Linked DNA regions of Homo sapiens: region 1 is linked to region 2. A link is an interaction called in ENCODE POLR2A ChIA-PET data of the cell type or tissue named here. Cell type or tissue: PC-3. All regions are shown on one strand.

The links. Peaks named below come from ENCODE experiments on the same cell type or tissue, not always from the same donor. Only the 100,000 strongest peaks of a DNase experiment are listed, where the experiment ranks them.
Region 1: POLR2A ChIA-PET joins it to region 2 with 8 read pairs; 4 of 35 experiments call an interaction of 5 or more read pairs at or near these places.

Annotation. Positions count from the first base shown.
Region 1 is chr7:112,067,946-112,070,445 of GRCh38, forward strand. All of the region lies in intron 1 of DOCK4 (dedicator of cytokinesis 4), which reads right to left. Among named protein-coding and RNA genes, the nearest start is that of DOCK4, 140 kb to the right of the region's middle. In PC-3, no CTCF peak of the experiment used is centred here; no DNase peak of the experiment used is centred here.
Region 2 is chr7:112,135,594-112,138,093 of GRCh38, forward strand. The region is part of intron 1 of DOCK4 (dedicator of cytokinesis 4); the gene reads right to left. Among named protein-coding and RNA genes, the nearest start is that of DOCK4, 70 kb to the right of the region's middle. In PC-3, no CTCF peak of the experiment used is centred here; no DNase peak of the experiment used is centred here; H3K27ac peaks cover 1,684 bases.

The sequences.
Region 1 (2,500 bases), 68 kb before region 2:
CAATCCCAGACCATTAATCACTACACTTAAGAATGTTCATCTCAAAGCAGGTATGTAATTATATACAGAGCCAAGAAAATTATGCATGTCTCACACAACAAGGGAAAAGAAAAATGAATTGAAGAAATATATAATAAGCACCAGATCTCTTTGTTCACACATAATCTGCTGTTCTTGTTTGTTTACTTGCTACTGGGGAGTTTGCAAAGAAGACTGCACTATTGTACTCATAATCTAGTATAACAGCAGTATGACTTTGGTCCAGGAAAAATCCTTCTGGGTCAGTTTCTTCAACTGTAAAGTGGTGAGAGTACCTGCATCCCTTGTTGGTTCCTTGAAAAGATAAAACAATGTTAGAGCACCCTGTAATGATCTTGACAGTTATATTTACCCAGATTGCTTTGGGTCAGATAGGGAGGTAGCATAGTACTATGATTAAGAGCACACTGGCTTTGGGTGTGAATTCCAGCTCCATCCCTTCTACGTATGTGAATGTGGACAAGTTATTTACCCTCTCTAAACCTCAGTTTCCTCATCTGTAAGACAGAGGTAACAATATCTACCTCATAAACTTATGGTGAGAATTAGACAAAAGAACCCACATTGAGTGCTTAGCACAGTTCCTGACACATTGCAAATGCATATAAATTATTATAATTATGACTCTGCCTTAGGCAATGAGAAGCCTATAAGGCAACCTAAAGAGCAAAATATCTTCTCTGATATTCCCATCGGCTGCAGCGAGACTCATCTTTCTAGAGACAGACATGGTGTCTCATTCATCCTGCATCCCCAAGCACCTCTTGTAGGCTCTGTAGTTAGTGGGTATTCACACTCTGATTGAAATAATGTCCCAAGGTACTTCTTGAGGATTCAGAGAGCCCTGAGATGTAGGATCTCTATCTCTTCTGATTGTCCCCAAGTGCCTCACCAGAGAATAACTTTTTTAATGAGTTAACATGAAAATAACCAGCTGAAACATTTAAAAACAACAAAAAAGAGAAATATTAATGAATGATATCATTAGGAAGAATTTCCAACTTCTATCTCTAATTCTTCACTCCTGTATAAAATGTGCCTCCCTCAAAGAAGTAAATGTGCTTGACATTTAAAATGCACTCTTGCATATCTTGAATAACAGACTGGCTATTCTGAGTGCCCAAATGATTATCTGTTGCCTGACATTAGTACTGCCAGACAGTGATGGCTTGTACACCAAGCCGTCTACGTAACACCAAGTTTGTACACCGAGCAAACTTTTGTCATTGGGTGGATAACAGCTCAGTACTTTTCTCCTGAGAAGATTGAGTTATTGTTGGCACTGCAGGCTAAATGTTTTTATAACACGCATGCCTTTGCTCATCTTCTCATTCAGGCACTCACTCAACCAACTATTAATGAAAGACATAATTCTTGCCTTTAAGGGGCTCTCAGCCTAATGAGGTAAGTAGCATCATGTCATTGTTACTAGATAGGACTCTACATTAAGAATAACTTACTTGAATCTCAATTCTACCTCTTATTGGAAGACTTAGAGAAAACTGGCTAAAACTGTCGTTCTCAGTTTCCTTACCTCTAAGACAAAGACAATGGTACCCACCTGTCTCACAGGGTCGTTCTGAGGACTTAATGAAATAACACATATACAGTACAAAGAGCCTCACACAAGAGCTTTCTCTTTAAAACTTGGCTTCCTTGTTCTTGTTGCTGTTACAATTAGTGGTGGTGGTGGATATACGGTGACAAGAGCATGGACTGGTATCAGAGCAAAGATCAAGAGTACCCAACTCAGCGGTAGAAAATAGAAAATGTCTCTCCATTGAAACAGATCCACTGCATTAAAAAAGAAATAAGAAAAATAAAGGAAAATAGAAAATGCCTCCTAAAACAGAAAGTACCAAGCTAGAAATTGTCAAACAGGCAAGGAAGAGGGAAGAGCAAAGGATGGAAACAAAAGGGCACGTGCAGCCATGGGAAGAGAGTTACACAGTACACAAACTGAGTCATAGTGGAACATTAGGGTGGAAAGAAAAGCTGGTCAGTTTTTGACAGGAGTTCCGATCTTAGCCAGAAAACAATGGTGATCCATTGAAGGATTTGGAGCAGTCAAGGATGAGAATCACAACTCAACAAGTTCATTTTAATGGCAGTGTGGAAGATGGATTAGATGAGGTGAAAGAACAATAGGGCTAGGTAGAAAGCAGCTATAGTAGCAGGCAGGAAATCTTCAGGCCAAATGAATATAATGACAACAGAGTTAAATAGGAGATGACTAATTAAAAGACTATTTAGGATGTGGACTTAGAAGTAGATGGGAACCCTTTAGATACAGGGGTGGGAGGAAGAAGGAAGGGATATTATGATTTCAGCACTTCGGGCTTAAGCAAGCACATGAATGATAATGCCATTCACTGAGAGTAACTATGGGAATTGATATATTAGGTTAGTGCAAAAGTAACTGTGGTTTTTGCCATTAAAAAAAAATGCCAAAAATCACACT
Region 2 (2,500 bases):
CCACTTGACTATCCTGCCGCCTTGATTAAGCTGCCTGTAGACTGCTGTGCAAGGAATTAAATACCATCTAGAATAGAAATTCAAACACCAGAAACTTTGAAGAAAAAAAAAAGGTAACCAATAGCTTTTTCTATTTCTTTTTTCCAAGAGTTCCATAAAATTGTTATCAGTCCTCTCACCAAAAAAAAAAAATTGAACCAGTACAAATTACCCCGAAGTTTAATGATAAAAAATTGAATTTTGTTGCTTTCCTGGTGGAATATCTGAAAGGCCAACAGAAAATAATAAGAGAAACCAACCCTTATTGATTTCCTTCCACATTCTTCCTAATTCCAGGCCACCTGCCCCAAATGATAATCTAAATCTTCAGCCAAGCTGAGAAAACCAAGTATTTGGCAACCATCAAGAGCTAATCAGATTTTTCCTGTGTCATACACCAGTGCCATGGGTTGAAAGGGGAATTATTTGGGCCAATTTCCAAAGATGCAGTGAAAATTAAATACCCTCTCAGAAGTTTTGGCCTCAGTGTGGCTTATAACCCAAATCAATAGCTTGTAAAATTTCAAAGCTCTGAAGACAATAAAAACAAAAAGAATGAAACCGGTTTCATTTTATAGCTAATATGTTTTAATATCAAAAGAAACATAGAAACTATGAAGGACTAGCAACACACATAAAGCCATTATCTTGTAGATTTTTCTCTCTGTGGTTGATCTCACATTTGCAATCCCAGAGTAGCTTGTAAATCACTCAGCCTAACATCATGCCAGAATTCCCACTCCCACAGACAAGTATGATGCACTTAGGGAACACAAAATAATTTTTATTACCTTAATCCAGACAATTACGAGAAGATAAATCTGCTACAAAATGCCATAATTCACTCGCTCCCTCACACATGCGTAACACCTATGTGTCAAGCCCTTTGCTGGGGGATGATGTGGCAAACAGAATTGTGTCCACCCTCAGAATTTATACTTAGGCGGAAGACAAAAGACTGGATACAAATAACTGGAGTTCAAGGTCAAATGTTGTAACTACTATCAGGCTGGCATAAACAAAACACACTAGGATTCAGGAAGGGGCAGAAATTACCTCTAGTTTATGTGATCAGGCAGGGCTTTTTGGAAACAGACCACATTTAAATTGGGTCTTGAAGGATGAATATGATTTTGAAAGCAGAGACTGATGGATAATTTGAAAAATGAAAAGAGAGAGAGAGAGGGCTGACATTTTCCAGAAGGCTAGTATGTATGCCAGCACTGTGCTAGGAGCTTTTATTTATGATATCTCATTTATTTTCAATGGGAAAGCAAAATGGTATTCAGCTATGGAATTTGGGAGAGAGGCAAAAAGGTGGGGAAGATGGGTTGGGTGAAAAGGCAGAGTGCCTCCAATACTGAGCCAAAAAATCTGAACTTTACCTGAGGAAAAAATGGGAAACTACCAACCACGTTTAGAATGCCAAAAGAGAAAAAGAGAGAGAAGACAGCAAGAAAGAAAAGGTATTGAGTCATACATATTGCTATAGATAATTGGTACAAATAACTGCCAACCACATTTAAATAATTTTTTTATCATAGCTTATGTGATGCCTGTATGCTATATTTCATTAAAAGTTTTGGAAGGATTCTAGAAGATAATTTATTTCACCTTCTACTCAATTGAATAAATCCCTCTACATCATCCCAGAGAGTTCCTCCAGCCAGTCTCAGCACCTGCACAACAGGGAACCTCACAGCGAGCTCCTGCTATGCGTCAAGGCCTCTGTCAGAGGAGGTTACATTTCTCCACAGCTTGAGAGGTTGCAAAGCATTTCTTTGAGCTAAAATCTCCCTTGTAGTTTGGTCCTTTGGTCCGAGATCACACACAGGACAACATTTTTCCATCTATTCTAAGACATGCTTTTTACCCATTTCAACAACTATAAAATCAGAGGGAGGCTTACCATCAATTCTGCATTATAACTTTAATAGGCAGCAATTTTTCTGAAAGGCAAATAAAATAATGACTCATTTTATAGCCAGTGGTATCTCAGATGCAATAAAACATAGTAAGATAATATTTTACATAAGGTTGGCCTAACCCTTCCTCAATGGCTAATCTCTTTTCCATATTTGAGAAATGTCCTCAAAAGTAGAGATACCAAGCCAAGGTTCTGCAGCCATACACTCCTCAGCCCAGCAACAGTCTTCCATTTACTAGCTCAGTGACCTTGACCTGACTCACACCTCTTTATAATTTTAGTTTTCTCATCTGTAAAACAGGGCTAACAATAATACTTGCTTCATAGGCTTTCTGTGTGTGCATTACACTGGATAATACACATAAAGTATTTGCATAGTGCTTAGCACACAGTCAACATTCAGTAAATGTTAGCCATGATCATAATCAATCATCATCATCATCCACCTCTAGATTAAATAATTTCTTCTCTACAATCATCTCCCATATGACATACTTGCTAAAACTTTTGTCTACTTCTGGGTCCACTCCAATT